2 separate regions of the Homo sapiens genome follow, and region 1 is linked to region 2. Evidence: read pairs that join two places in POLR2A ChIA-PET (ENCODE). Cell type or tissue: GM12878. All regions are shown on one strand.

What was found. ChIA-PET counts read pairs that join two places held together with the same protein. Peaks named below come from ENCODE experiments on the same cell type or tissue, not always from the same donor. Only the 100,000 strongest peaks of a DNase experiment are listed, where the experiment ranks them.
Region 1: POLR2A ChIA-PET joins it to region 2 with 6 read pairs; 2 of 35 experiments call an interaction of 5 or more read pairs at or near these places.

Annotation. Positions count from the first base shown.
Region 1 is chr1:56,317,415-56,325,414 of GRCh38, reverse strand. It overlaps LOC124904186 (a long non-coding RNA gene), which reads left to right. Exons shown (of 4, transcript XR_007066107.1): 1 at 1-7,029. Among named protein-coding and RNA genes, the nearest start is that of LINC01767, 94 kb to the left of the region's middle. In GM12878, no CTCF peak of the experiment used is centred here; no DNase peak of the experiment used is centred here.
Region 2 is chr1:56,233,378-56,241,377 of GRCh38, reverse strand. It overlaps LOC124904186 (a long non-coding RNA gene), which reads left to right. Exons shown (of 4, transcript XR_007066107.1): 4 at 4,944-7,886. Among named protein-coding and RNA genes, the nearest start is that of LINC01767, 180 kb to the left of the region's middle. In GM12878, no CTCF peak of the experiment used is centred here; a DNase peak (open chromatin) is centred at 3,627.

The sequences.
Region 1 (8,000 bases), 84 kb before region 2:
GTCCTCATGATAGTGAGTGAGTTCTCATGAGGTCTGGTCACTTAGAAGTGTGTGGCACCTTCCCCTCCACTCTCTCTCTCGCTCCTCCTCCTGCCAGGTAGTGGGGCTGCTCCCCCTTTGGTTTCCACTGTGACTGGAAGCTTCCCAAGGCCTCCTCAGAAGCAGATGCTGCTATGCTTCCTGTACAGTCTGCAGAATCATGAACCAATTTAACCTCTTTTCATATAAATTACCTAGTCTCAGGTATTTCTTTATATCAGTGCAAGAACAGCCTAATATAGCTGTCTTGCAGGAATCATTGACTTACGTTGCCGAAGTGTCCAATGTCTTGAGAACCATTGTTTTTGTTGTTGTTGTTGTTGTTGTTTGATTTCTCAGTTGTTTCAGGTAGGAGAATAAAGCTGGTCCCTCTTACTCCATTTTGGCCAGAAGTAGATATCCCCATAGTTTCTTTAGGACTCTTTTAGTCCTTTGTCAAACCTCTTATTTTTACAGATTAGGAAACTGAGGAACTATACATCTATTATCTACAGTAGATAATTTGGGATTTAAGGGGCAAAACATGCAATATTTGGTGCTGAGATTGGGGGGTGAATGTCACTAAGGCTGAAGGGGTAGGAAGAAGACAGAGAGTGAAGAATGTTGAATGCCATGTAAGTAGAAGGGATTTTATTTTGTGGTTGTTGAAGGAGGAACTGAGGAAACATTTAAGTCTAGAAACAGCAGAATAAGGCTTAATGGCCTAATTAATATTAACACATCCTTTTTTAAATGCGGTTGAACTGTAGTTACCTCTGATACTAGAAGGGAATTGATAGAGTGAGGAGCTGTGTTTGCTGAGCTCTGGACCATAATCTGATCCTATCTGTGTGACTCTGAGCATATCATTTTATCACTCTTAGGCCTCAGTTTCCATGTCTGTGAAAAATTAATTGATAAAACTGAGGGTCAATGAGGTTGTTTTGAATGTGGTAACAGAACAAGTAAGGAGCAGCACCGAGGCTCCAAATCAGCTCTCAGATAGTTTTCCATGCCTATGATCCTTGAAAGCAGGATTTCATCCAAGAGAGGTAGTAATGACTGGTTGAGGCAAATAGCCACAGGGCCATAAAGATATACATAGTGGTGGTGAAGAAGTCTCCTCTGCCCACCAGCATTCCTTGACCCAGCCGTTATATCCCAACCTGACATGATTTTCTGACAATGAATGTTGAAAGCTGTTGAATGTCAGACACAAAGAGTTACACTTAACCAGCTGTCTGCAAATAAAGAATCAGAGGTCGATTGTGGTGTGCGAAGGTTTATGGTCATATGTTTTAACATAATGTTTTGGGAAAAATTAAATTGTAAAGAACTTCAATACACACACACAAAAGCTTTTATTTGTTTATGTTCTCCCATGTTGGCAAGATTTTGTATAGGCCATTCTCATGGCCTAAGATGCATATCCAGTATCCACAGTATTCCTTATATGTCTGATTGGAGAACACACACTCTTCCTTCAATTCTCAGATCAGTTACTATTAAACTTTTCCTGACTTCCCCAGGCAGATTATATATTTTTTTCCTTTCTTGATTCCTCTGCATTTTGCAAATATTGTCATTTTCATAATTGACTATTTTTTTTTCATTCTGTTTGTCTGTGTCACCCACCAGACTGTGAACTCTATAATGATAGCTATTCCTCATTTGTTCACTGTAGTATCCCTAGAACCTAGGACAATTCCTAGAACTGTTAATGCTCAATAAATATTTTTAGGTAAATGAATGAATGAATGGACATTAGGAATAGAAGGTGAAGTGATATAAGTAAGAGCCCTGCACACGGGCGTTCCCCCTTTCTCATTTGCCTCCCTTGTGCCAGCCTGAGCTTTCATGGGGTATATATGATGTCTTGCTTATTTCTACATATTTACCCTGATAGGTTGTTGCAGAACATGGCAAGGGCTCATCAGATGCTGAATGAACAAACACACTGGACTGCAGCCTTAGTTGCTTTATCTGTTGCATGAAATGGTTGAATTAGATTTCAGTCACTCAACCAGTATCTCCTGAACCTCTACCATGTGTCAAGCACTGAGCCAGGCCGGGGACAGAGGCTCACACCTGTAATCCCAGCACTTTGGAAGGCTGAGGTGGGCGGATCACCTGAGGTCAGGAGTTCGAGACCAGCCTGGCCAACAGGGTGAAACCCCGTCTCTATTAAAAATAAAACATTAGCCGGGCATGGTGGTATGCATCTGTACTTCCAGCTACTCAGAACGCTGAGGCAGGAGAATCACTTGAACCCAGAAGGCGGAGATTACAGTCAGCCGAGATCGTGCCATTGCACTCCAGCCTGGGCAAAAAAGAACGAAACTCTGTCTCAAAACAAAACAAACAAAAAACACCGAGCCTGCATCAATCATGGACAGTGGCATCAAGACTACAGACTAGTAGAATTGAAACAGGGACTATAAAGCAAGGTAAAAAATGAGGGGTCGCATGTTGAGATGAAGCTGAGACTGACAAGGAGTGAATGAGACTTAAACCCAGGCCTTTCCTCTAGAATGGGCAGGTTCTTGGTAGATGGTACAGCTGCAATTATGGAAAAAAAAAAGGTTCGAATATCAACTCCTCTACACCACGCAGCCAGAAGTAACCTTTTTTCATTCAAAATGCTATAGGCCTCTCTCCGAATCCCTTTTAGAATACCAATTCCTTTCTTGGAGGTTGTGATGTTTTATGTGTCAACTTGACCAGACCGGATATTTGAACAGACATTATTCTGGGGGTGTCTGTGAGGGTGTTTCTGGATGAAATTAACTTTAGAATTGGTAGCCTGAGTAAAGTAGATGGCCCTCCCTAAAGCGGACAGAATGCATCCAATCAATTGAAGACCTGAACAGAACAGAAAGGCTGAATGAGGGAATGCCTCCTGCCTGGCACTTGAGCTGAGACACTGATCTTTTCCTGCCTTCAGGCTCCAGCTGAAAAGCTGGCTCTTCAGCTCTTGAGTCGTGAGTTGGCTTTCAGACTGGAACTTACGCCATTCACTCTCCTAGTTCTCAGGCCCTCAGACTCAGACTAGAACCACACTATTGAATTTCCTGGGAATCCAGCTCACTGACTTCAGATCTTGGGGCTTCTTGGCTTTCAAATCATGTGAGCCAATTTCTTATAAGTCTCTTTACACACTCATACACACTGTCTGTCTGTTTATCTATTATCTATCTATCCATCCATCTATCTCCTGTTGGTTTTGTTTCTCTGGAGAACCCAGACTAATATAGGTGGTAAAAAATAAAACAAACAAACAAAAAAAAAAAACTTACCCTTTTTTTTTTTTTTTTTTTGAGACAGAGTCTAGCTCTGTCACCCAGGCTGGAGGGCAGTGGCATGATCTCGGCTCACTGCAAACTCCGCCTCCCGGGTTCATGCCATTCTCCTGCCTCAGCCTCCCAGGTAGCTGGGACTACAGGCACCCGCCACCACGCCCGGCTAATTTTTTGTATTTTTAGTACAGACAGGATTTCACTGTGTTAGCCAGGATGGTCTCGATCTCCTGACCTCGTGATCCACCTGCCTCGGCCTCCCAAAGTGCTGGGATTACAGGCGTGAGCCACCGCACCCAGCAACCTACCCTTTCTTGAGCTAAAACATGACAGGTACTGGGCTAAGTGATTTATAGCCATAACCTTATTTAGTCCACATAACACTCCTCTGAGGGTGGATGTAATTTCTAGCTTATAGATGGAAACTTTGAGGCTCAGAGGAGAGACGCACCATATCCAAGGTCACACAACAAGCAAATGACTATTCAGGTTAAAACCCTGTTTCCTCTAGTTCAATACTCCATGCTATTTCTCCTCTACTCAACCACATCCTTCTGTGCATGTTTTGTTTCTCGATTAGGCAGTAAGTTATCTATGGGCAAAAATTAAGTATAATTATTATTATTTTTTTCTATTTGTTCACTTTTAATTCTTGTGCCGATCATGGTATTTGGCACATGAAGGTGAGGAGGGGGCGGTGGCCGCAGGAATTATTGTATGATCTACTTGGGTCATGGGACTTCTCTGCAGGGAAAGACTTTAGAAACCACCTAACCCTTTCCACCCCTCCCTTTGTTCTTGTTTCTAGACTGATTCCTTTCTTCTCCATGCTGTTAGTAATTAATACATGGCACGTATTCCCCAAGGAATTGCAGGACATCCTGAAGTTTGCACCAAAAGTTTGGGGAGCATACCTCCTCAGGGCACACTTCCACAAGCCCCTTTTGGCACCTTGGTTTTCCTGCCACCTGGGCCTGGAGCCAGATATGCAGTTGGGCTGGAGCAGGGAGTAGAGAGTGTGAGCTAAAGAGCACACAGAGACCCTGACAGGCTCCTGGGGCCCCCAGTGGTTGAACTCTGGTTATAAATAGAAGGAATATGAAGCAGAATGTCTTTTTAATATGCACATGGAATTCATTTATTTAATGAAGAATTTTCCTGGAACAGAGAGCTTGCCGTCAGAGCTGAGCTATTTTTGAGTAGGATGTGAAGGAAAAACTCTGGAGAATTATTTGCTGTTTGGATTTATGCTTTTAAAATGGGTTGTAATAAAAAAGCAAAACTATAGGAACAGAGTTAAGATCAGTGTTTGCCAAGGGTTGGAGGTAGGTGCAAGGGATTGACTGGAAAGAGGTGTGAAGTGACTTTCTGGGGTGATGGCAGCATTCTGTATCTACTGTGGTAGTGGTTACATGGCTGCATATGTTTGTCAAAACGTGTAGAACAGTTCACCTAAAATGTATGAATCTTACTACTATATGTAAATTATGCCTGACTTACAAACAGTGTGTCACCATGTTCTTTCTGAGGGAGAAAAAGGAGTGGGGAATGAATGCTTTCAAACATCTCCTTTGGGTGGGGTTCTTTGTAGCTTCTTTACGTTATTTATTCTATTTAATACCTGCCAAGGACTATGAGATAGAGATTATTATCCACATTTTACAGATGAAACACCTGAGGTTTTGAGAGCTTAAATTAATTGCCCAAGGTCACATATCAGCTTCTAGTGAGAAGTAGGTTTCCAAATTCCACAATGACCTCCCTCCATTACCTGATGTTCATGTAGATGGAGCTTAGAATTAAAGCCTTGAAAATAGAACTGAGTTTTTGCTCCTTGAAAAAATGCTTCAGACAGCTCCATGCTTTCTCTCCAAAATGTTCCCACATTCTATGTTCTTTGACTGTTTCTGGCTGCATCTGGGAAAGGGTCTTAATAAGGTGTTAATGGTCTTTAACAGCTTTATTTAGTGCCCTTAGATCTCCCTTTTTATCAAGCATGCTTGGCTTTGGGTATACTTTGAAATCTTAAAGGGATGGGAAGTCTTCTGTAGGACCTGGTGTCATTCCTGGATCCCATTCCCATGGCTGGCATCATTAATCAATCATGATGCTCTATGAACCCTGACTTGCCCTTGTGATGCTCCGTAACATGGTCCTCTGGGCAGTAATTACTAACAGATTTGAGTTGGCATTCAAGATATCAAAGCCTATTTTGCATACTACCTGTGTTGCTAGGCCTAACCTGGGTACATTTATAAATTGAGGGTGAAATCTTATCTTTTCACTCCTTAGACCTGGAACCCTGATAAGAGTTAATGTCTGGATCTAGAGGCAAAAGTCGAAAGAAAGAACAGGGATTGGAAAATTACAACTGGGTTTAGAGATCAGCTCTGTAACACTTTCCTCTATCTCACCCCAACACTCATTTTCTTCATCTGTAAAATGGGGATAATCATAATAATAGCTATCTAAAGGTGTTGAGGTGAAGCTCATATTGAATGAGATAGCACCCAGAAAACAGAAGCTCATTATCGCTAAGAACTTTCACATGCATTATCTTGTTCAACCTTACAATAAAGTTATGCATAGGAAATTTAAATCTACATTATACAGATATACTTAATTTGTTCATGTCGCACAGTAAAGCTTAAGTTGAGAACTGAACTCAGGCCTGACTCCAAAGCTCATATTGTTAATGACAAGCTACACTGCCTCTTGTTCCAGGCATGGAACAAACAGTATTTGGGATAGTCCCTCCTTTCTTCCAGGTCTGAGAGGATGGGCAAGGACTCAGATCAGGGGCTACCACCACATTAGGCTGGTGCAGGCACTGAAGAGGTGGAAGTAGTCCAGTGTGGCAAGAAAATCTGGGAGTGGTGGTAGGTACAGGTACCAGCACACACCTGTGTTAAGGACCTTATATCTGGAAATGGTTCTTTCAGGGTCCTGCTGGTCTATTTGGTGCCTTTGTATGAATTAGAAAAAAATGCTCCGTTTGGGCAGATGAATCGTATAAGTTTACTCCCTCTGGAAGAACACAGCTCAAAAGAATCAAGGCTGAGTGTTTGGATTCAAAAATTCTTCTGAGCAGAAGAATTAGTACAGTGTGGACTGGATCTCAGCAAGCATTCAGCTCCTCAGCTAATGTGTCTGTGCTGAACATAATTATACAGCAGTACAAAGTGGTCCTGGGTCTTGATGGGATGGAAAGGTGTAGTCTTAAGGAATCTAGGAACAGAAAAAAGATAAATGTCCAGGGAGCAATTTTGTTAGGGAGTTAACACCATTGGCCTGAACCAGAATTGGATCCAGCTCTAAACAATTTCAAAGCCAGTGTGACTGATCATGAGAATCACTTGGGGTGTTGGGGGAGTGCGTCCTGGTAAAAATGCAGATTATCTGCTCCTTCTCCTAAACAATCTAACTCAGTAAGTCTGAGGTGGCCAATTCGAATGATCAGAAAAGTTTAGGAAATACTGCTCTATCTCATGCTTATCACACTGTGCTGTAACTGTCTCTATTAGCAACCCTGGTTACCATCTGGTCGGCTGGACCATGAATGTTTCAAGGGCAAGGCCATGTCTGATTCAATTCCACATCCACAGCACGTAAAGCAACGTCTGGCAGAGCAAAGAACTCACCCATCAATTGAATGACATCATGGCCAATCTACGAGTTCTGGCTTACTTCTCATGCTATTATCACATCTGCCAAGGTAACTAAAACTATGTGTATTCCTTCCTGCCTCCTCACTTCTTCCTATTTCCCTAACCACCATCTATTACTCAACCTAACCCGAAAAAGGACAGGCCTGACACTATGGAAGACGCTTTCAGACTTAAATCTAGAACGTGGCATGTTTCCTGCTATTCACACCTATGTTTGGGTCTGGGCTCCATGATGGTGCATATTTGGGCCTCATTTCTCCCTCTATAAAATGAAACAGTTTTACAACATGATTTCTGAGATCTCTTCCAAGTCTGACATGCTAGAGTCCTCTGACAGGAATCTAGAGTTTCTAGTAAATTCTGTGAGATGTGAAGGCCTTCTTCGAGGCCTCCATATTGGCATCCTTCAGCTTGCTGGTTGGAGCCCAGGTGACGGACAGCTGCAGTCTGGGATTTTCCTGAGGTCGACTTCACTGGTGGGTAGGCTTCGATTACTGGGCATGTTCCAGCAGGCTCAGGGCACCCCTGTGGGCAGGTCAGTAAATACTGGCTGCTTGACGATGTCTTGGATGGGAAGCCAGTTGGATGAGGGATGTGTGCGAAGCCCTGGAAAACGCAGCAGTTCAAAGGCTGTGCTGAGTAGGTTTCCAAATGGACTTACCCTCTCAGACTTTGAATTCCAGCTCCATCGGAAAAACACAAGTGTTTGATTCCAACGGAATGGCTTCTAGTAATAATAATAATAATAAAAAGGGCTTTGATGACTTCTTGGAAATCAGTTTCTATAAAATGGTGTTTTGAGAATTTGAGTGCAAGTCAAGCAGAAACATGGATTGAAATTCTTCCCTTTCATACCCATTCTTTTAAAATATTTTATTTTTAAATATGAAAATAATGTGTGCATATTATTAAAGAATGCAAACACTACAGTAAAGTACAAAATAAAAAGAGCAAGTCTTTCTTCCTCCCTCCCTTCTCATCCTGTCTCATGGGATAATAATTTATTTATTTGTGTGTG
Region 2 (8,000 bases):
TATTGGGTTTTATCAAATGCTTTTCTGCATCTATTGATTTGGTCAAGTAATTTTTCTATTGGGCCTGTTGATGTGATGATTACATTAATTTTTTTTTTTTTTGAGACACGGTCTCACTTTGTCACCCAATATGGAGTGCAGTGGCTCAATCATAAATCACTGCAGCCTTGACCTCCTCTGCTCAAGTGACCCTCCTGCCTCCGTCCCCTGAGTAGCTAGGACTACAGGCACATACCACCACACCTAGCTAATTAAAAAGATTTTTTGTAGATACTGGGTCTCACTTTGTTGTGCAGGTTGATTTGGGCTCAGGTAATCCTCCTCCCTCAGCTTCCCAATGTGTTGGGATTACAGGCATGAGTCACCATGCCTGGCCAATATTAATTGAATTTTGAATGTTGAATCAGGCTTGCATTCCTGGGGAAGAAAAATCTCACGTGGTTACAGTGTATAACTCTTTTTATACATTGTTGTATTCCATTTGCTAATATTTTGTTGAGGACTTATACATCTATATTCATGAAAGATATTGGTCTGTAGTTTTCTCATAATAGGTTGTTTTCCTGTAGTGTTTCCCAGTCTGGATTTCACTGATTATACCTCTGTGGTACAGTTAAAATGTTCTTCTGTCTTCTGTAGTTCCTAAAAATTAGTTTGGTATTTCACTCTTTTTTGAAAAATAAAAACTTATTATGGAGAATTTCAAACATACCAAAGCAGCTAAAATTGTATAATGAATTCCCACATATTCATCATGTGGCTTTAATAGTTACCAGCTCCTGGGCACTCTTTCTCTATCTATACCCCCATCTACTTACTGCCACTTCATACTAATAAATCTCAGCTGTAATATAATTACACAGGTAAATATTTCAATACGTACACTAAAAGATAAGGGGTATGTAAAAATATATACTCATAATACCATTTTATGTCTAACATTAGCAATGATTCTTTAATATCATCAAGGATGCAGGACATCTAAAAATTTATAGTGGTCTCAGAATGTCATAATTTTTTAAATAGTTCATTTGAATCAGGATCCAGTAAGTTCCCCACATCGTAATTTTAATGTATATGTTTCTTCTCCAACTTGTTTTCTTCCTTTTGTAATTTATTTGTTGGAAAAAAAAACAAAACAGGTTGTTTGCCTGTAGTGTTTGCCATTCTGGGTTTTGCTGATTGTACCTCTGTGGTACAGTTTAACATGTTCTTCTGTTTTCTGTAGTTCCTGAAAATTACTAGTTGTAACTAGAGGTTTGATCAGATTCAGGTTTAATTTTTTTATTTTAACAAGACAACTTTATAGGTGGCACTGTGTTCCTCCTCAGTAGGTACATAATCTCTACTTGTTTTTCGTGATGTTAGCAGCCATTGATGCTTAAAGCCTTAATTCATTGTGGGCTGCAAAATGGTAATATTCTAATTCTATCACTTGTCTGGAATTTTTTTCCTTTATATTCTCATATATTCTACAAAGTGACTTTAAACATATTAGCTTATCTGCTTGTAAATAACCCTTAAGGTAGGACAGATGTGTATTAGGCTGCTACAAAATGGCCCTCCAGAGAATCATGTTTCTCTGTGACCATGTTCCTTTTTGCAGTTTGATTTTGCCTTCCTCCCATCAAACGGTTGGGGTGGATTCTCTTTTCCTTGTCCTTGATTCTGGGCTGGCTGTGTAACTTGTTTTGACCAATAGAATATGGAAGAATTGATACTGTGTGAGGCTATGGTACAAGAGACTATATATTTTCTGGTTTCCCCCTCTTGGAACATCACTGTCATGTAAAAAGGCCCAGTCTCACTCCTTGAGTATAGAAGACACTATACAAATATAGATGCTCAGAATCTTAGCTGTGTCCCTTGAGCCTAGATCTCAAATGACCCACCAGTTAAGTGCTGCTCCATGAATGGGCCCAGGCAAAATCACCAGAACCGCCCAACCAACACAGAACTGTAAGACATAAACTCCTGATATTTCAAGTTACTAAGATTTGGGGTGATTTGGTGTGCAGTAAAGGCTAATGAAATGGAAGGATGTTATCTACATTTTACGGATGAGAAAAATAAGGCCCAGATAGGGGATACATCCAACCTACAGGGCTGTAGGACAAGATAAGAGTTTAGGAATTTTAACTCCTAATTCAGTGTTCTTGCCATTTATATTTTCCTTTCTCTTTCCCAAATTTACTGGCCATCTTAATCTAAACTCTGTTATCTCACAGCAACCTCTGAGGCTTCCCAGCACATCAAGAAACCCTATGAACTGAGCTGCATTTAATAACTAGCTATTAGCTGGGGCTCTAAAAACTTTGTTAAGGAAAATAGAAACTGAACATCTTTAGTAAAGTTTCAACCTGGGCTCTACTTTTAACTCCTATCATCATTCAATCTTTGGAAACAAAAACTTGAAAATTACCAAATTGGGGGTGAATATGAGGAAAGGCTTGCAATGTGCATAGTGTTAAGGGCTTAAAAAAATACCCAAGCATAACAACAACTCTCTGTGTAAATCAAGTAAGTGTTGACTGATTCTATCAATTTGTAAGTCCAAACAACTTCCAGATGGTTCAAATAATAATAAAAGTATCTTATATTTGATTAGTGCCTTTCAGTTTACAACGCGGTTTCACATCTGTGTCTTCATTCCAACCTCACAATGGAGCCTGTCAGGAAGGTAGGCTAGGGGTCATCACTTCCGTTTTTCTAGATGAGGAAACTGAGTCCTATAAGAAAAAGTGACTTGCACAAAGCCAGTGACTAAGCAACTAGAAGAGGCAAGATTAAACCAAATCTTCTGATTTCACGGTCAACAATTTTTCCACTACCTTGCCTTTATTCTTGCCTATAAAGTCTCCTGAGAAAATCCTCTATCCATTTCCATTTTAATAACATGAAAGACATAAGCAAAAATCATAAGAACACAAAATGGAGGAGCTCACAGCCTGGCAGAGCAATAGATATGGAGACACATCCTTAGGACAACAACAACAACAATAATAATAGTAATAGTTAACATTAATTGAATGCTGTATGTCTAATCCTGTTCTGAAAGTCTTACATATCTGATTGAATTATCAAGACAATTGTATAAGGCCTGCACTGCTAGTATCCTCATTTTATAGATGAGACAACTGAAGCATAAACGTATTTTAAGTAAGGAACTTCTTACACACAACTTGTATGTGATAGAGCTGAGATAGTAAGTTTGATAGTAAAATCTTGTAGAAGGTGAACAGGAACACAAAGAAGAGGATTCCTAGTTTCTCAGGAAAAGTCTGGAAAGGCTTCATTGAAGATAGTTTACATGGATTAGGACATGAAGGATCTTGGGTTTGTCAGGAGCCATGGGCAGTGTGATGGGCAGGTGGCATGTTAGAGAATGGCACGGTCGTGGAATCAGGAACAGTTCAATATGCTGAAACTTACTAGCAAAGTGTTACTACACAGAGAGATACATAAACAGACAACCACAAGGACAATTGCAACTCATGTGCTTGTACAATAATGGGTGGTTTTGGTATTTATTAATCTTTTTCACCTCAGCACAGCAGAACTCTCAGACCAGGAAAGCAAGGCTAATGTGTTTCTCTTGTTCAGTTTCAGCTAGGTTCATTAGCTTGCTTCTGTATCTTTCGGCCAACTTTCATTTGGGATGTTTACTCTACAGTTTCACGCTAGTCCATGCTTGGCAGACCACTTCTCAGTATCAGTGCTAATTATCATTATTATCAAGAATTTTAATTAGTATAATTACCACCAACATACATTTTGATTAATGCTAATTAACAGTAATTTCTAAGTTTCATTATTATAACTGAGATTTAATAATTTAATTAATATACCAATTAATAACATATTTATATGGGACTTAATTTGCAAAGTGGTTTCAGATATAAAATCCCACTTGATCCACCCCGAAACTCCAGATAGTTGGCAGGGTGTGGGTTATTAACCCCATTTTATAGACGAGGAGGCTTAGGTAAGAGAAATACCAAAACCCATTCAGTTTCCTGCCTCCCGGTCTAGTTCTATTTCTTCCTCAATCTCTCCATCTACAATTACTTTGAGTTTCACCCCAAGGTGAAGACTTTCCGCCACCATGGCATGTCTCATTCATTGTCCTACCTACAGGAAGATAGCAAGAGATTTAAAAGGAGTGCAGGCTACAGATCCAACTTGGGTATCAATTCTGCTGTGCTGTATGTGAGCTGGGCGACTTTGAGAAAAATCACTTAATCTCTCTGAGTCACAGTTGTCCTTTCTGTAAAAAGATGATCGTGTTGTCTACCATATGTAGAGGTAATATATTTAAAGCAGTAGTCAATAAATGGCAGCCATTATTATTGTCTCTTTTGGGTCCTAACTGCTGGTGCCCATGAGGAGCATCTCTCCTATAACTAACTGCCTTCAATTTAATGCTCACAAATGCAATAGGCGAGCCTTCGTGATATTAAGTGAGAGAACAGACCATCTTCTGGGCTAACAGCCACTTTGGAGCCTGACTCCCAATTTTCTCAAATACCTACCCGCTTTGGCCAATTTTTTTTGTATCTCACAGACTGTAGTTCTCTCTCTCAGGCATTCGTGGTCTGGGAAAAATAGCTAAGACCATGAAGATCTTTATAACTGAGTGGGCTTTGGTGTGTAATTGGCCCTACAAAAGGAAACAAAACCACCATGTATTGATATCTACGTGGATGATTCAAGCATTTTGCATATCTTATTTAATTCTCAAAAAAACATGTAAAGAAAAAAATTATTGTTTGTCCCATTTTCATATGGAGAAACAGGCTGAGAGTAAGCGATTTCCCCCCTAACACAAAAAGTCCCATGAGTGACATCACTAAAGTTTGAATACAGGTTTTTCTGGCTCAAAAAGCTGGTGCTCTTTTTACATACCACCTGATAAAACTTTCTCTCTAACCATCTTTCTGCAGGTCCTGGGCTTTCTCTGCTAGAAGAGGCTGAATTCCTGGAGTACCTAGAGTACAGAGCTGGTGAATGACCTCTTATCTCCCTGCTCTAGCCTGTCCTATGTAACTTGGTCCCAGCCACCTCTCCTGTGGACTTTTCCTTCTTCTGAGCTTTTCCAGATGCTGGGCTGAGCACAGATTCTGGTTTGATGGCATCTAGTCTGCAGGAAAACATAGTTTGGCTTTGACCAGCACCTGATAGACTCTTCTGCTCTTTTGGACTAGTCTTCTAGACACTAATGGCAGTGGAATTTGACCTTCTGGTCTTCCTTTTATGTTTGCTAAAATAAATGAAGCCAGTAATCCCAACAGATAACCCAGTATTCCCACCACATGGCTCAGGACTGCCCCCATTCGAGGTCTGTGATCCTGAGCATCTTTCACCAACAAATATACCACTACTAATCATTAAGGTGACGGTTTACTGAAATCCTGCTGAATACTAAGCCAGGTGCTGGTTGTTTCACATAACTTATCTCCAATCCTTTCATCATTCTGCAAGATAGTAATTAGTATTGCAATTTAACATTTAAATGGAGGCCCAGAGAAGTTAAGTAACTTCTCAAGGTAACACAGCACAACACATCATTAGCTTCCTTTCATACCTTTTCTTTATTTCTTCCTGATTCTTTTCTCCAAATGTATCTCTAAGGAGCTCTCCTTAGCCCTGTCCTCCTCTCTCTTGATGATTTCCCCTGTATTATACTTTCTTCTGGCTTCTGCTCTTATATCTATGTGGATGACTTCTAAAATGGCAGTTCCAACAGTGGCCCATCTACGTTGTCCAAGAAAGGCCTTTAGAAGTCCCATTAATGTCTTAACATATCTTAACCTATCACTTGTCTTTACCCTTAAACCTGCTCTTTCTCTGTCTTTGAGAACATGTCCACTCTCTGGCACTCAAGTTCACAGTCTTGGTATTCTTATGGGCAGATTCTCCTTTTCACTCACCTACTCTGACACTCAGTCACTAAGTCTGGCCCTTCTCCTCCATTCTCTTGATGGTGAGTCCTATTCAGTATCTCATTATCTCCCACCTGGCTGATTGCAATAGCTTTCTTCAAATCTCTCTGCTGTTATTCTCCTTGTCCTCCTCCTTCTTAGACCCTGTGGCAAGATTTTGTCTTGGAAACACCTCCTTGCCTCAGGAGCCGCTGGTAGACCAGCAGCCTCCATGATCCAGCCCAAGCTACTTTCCCAACCTAGTTCCCCATGATTCCCCTGCATGTCCCATTTGTACCAGCAAACCAAGCAACTCACTTTCCCAGAGTATGTACTCAATTCTATTCCCTGAGTGCGCGCACACACACACACACACACACACACACACACACACACACACAGAGTGCAGTTTTGCTTATGATGTCATGGAATGTTCACAAAGGAGGTGACATAGGAGCCAAATCCTTGGGAAAGGAGCAGTTAGGCAGCTGTCTAAGAAGGGGCAGGGTATTAAAAGCAGAGAAAAGCACTTGCCAAGACAATGGTGAAGTAAAAAGAGCACGGCTCATTCAGGAAACTACCAGGATTTCAGAATGTCCATGTGGCAGAGCAAAGTTTGGGAGTCAAATAGACCTGGGTTTGGGTCTTAACTCTGTCACCTTTGTGGTCAGCTCTGTGATCCTGAACAGGTTTCTTAACTTTCTGAATCTCAGTATAATAAAGGTAAAAATATCTCATAGGAAGTTTCTGAGAACTTGTGAAAAACTTTTATGTAGGAGGTATGTAGAGGGTCCTCCCTAAAATTTGGCTATGATGTTAGTATCATGGTTATGATGATAGAGGAGGATGGATCCTGGTGGTAAGATGGGTGAAAGTGGCAATGTCATATTAGAAGGATATGCAGAAGCTAAATTACAGAGAGTACCAGTAAGTAACTGGGACTCTATTGTCTAGCAGATAGCAGCCACAGAGATTTTATAAGCATGGCTGACATGGTTATATCAGTGTTTTAAGATAATCATCCTGAAAACAGTATGGAGGTGAAGGACTGTTAAGAGGCTGTTTAAACTCTCCTGGAGGCCTGGGCTAAGGCTATGACATATTGATGGAGACGAAGACACAGGCTGGAGACATTCCAAGGAAGTCCATCACCCGGTCTACTGCCTGATTGCATGTGTGGTTTAGAAAGACGATGCCACAGTTCCTAGTTTGGGCAAATTTGTAGCTGATGGGCTATAAACAAAATGTTGGCTGACAGAGACTTTTCATGACCCTTGCAGTTATTTCCTAAGGATGGAGATTATTCCACAGAACCTTAATTTCTTTAAAAAGTGCTATCTGAGACATGGCAGTAGGGTAGAACTTGGCCAAATGAAAGAAAAACTTTATTTTCTTTGTTAATCAGTACTTCACAGCATGAGAAAGTTCAGCATAAACCAATTATAATTCAGTATCACTGAACTGGGTGAAATGAAAAAATAAGCAGAGACCAGGTGGTGTCAGCACAAAATGAATTCAGAAGAACAATGTTTATGTCTGTTTTAAAAAACCAAGAAGAGCCCAATACTGGAATCCAGGATAAATTAACTCTGTTCCTGTTTCCTCAGTTAAATTCTGTCAATCTGAGTTCTAAAAAAATAGCCTAAAGTATTTGTCTGTCTGCCTTATTGGCTCTTCCAAACATATTATTTCAAAGGACAGATTTTATTTAAATATAGAAAGTCTCAAAATCATGGCACGCTAGAATTATATGAGAGAAAATAATAATAGCTCACCTTTGTTTTGCATGGAGTTTTTCTTAAAGCACTTTTACTTGTCTTAATCTCATTATCAGAAAAGTAGACAAGGCAGAAGGTATTTTTCTCACTTTGCACACAGTAAAACTGATGCACACACTTTGGGAGGCTGAGGTAGGTGGATCACCTAAGGTCAGGAGTTTGAGACCAGCCTGGACAACATGGCGAAACCCCCTTTCTACTAAAAATACAAAAATTAGCTGGGTATGGTGGCATGTTCGGGAGACTGAGACAGGAGAATTGCTTGAACCCGGGAGGTGGAGGTTGCAGTGTACCGAGATTG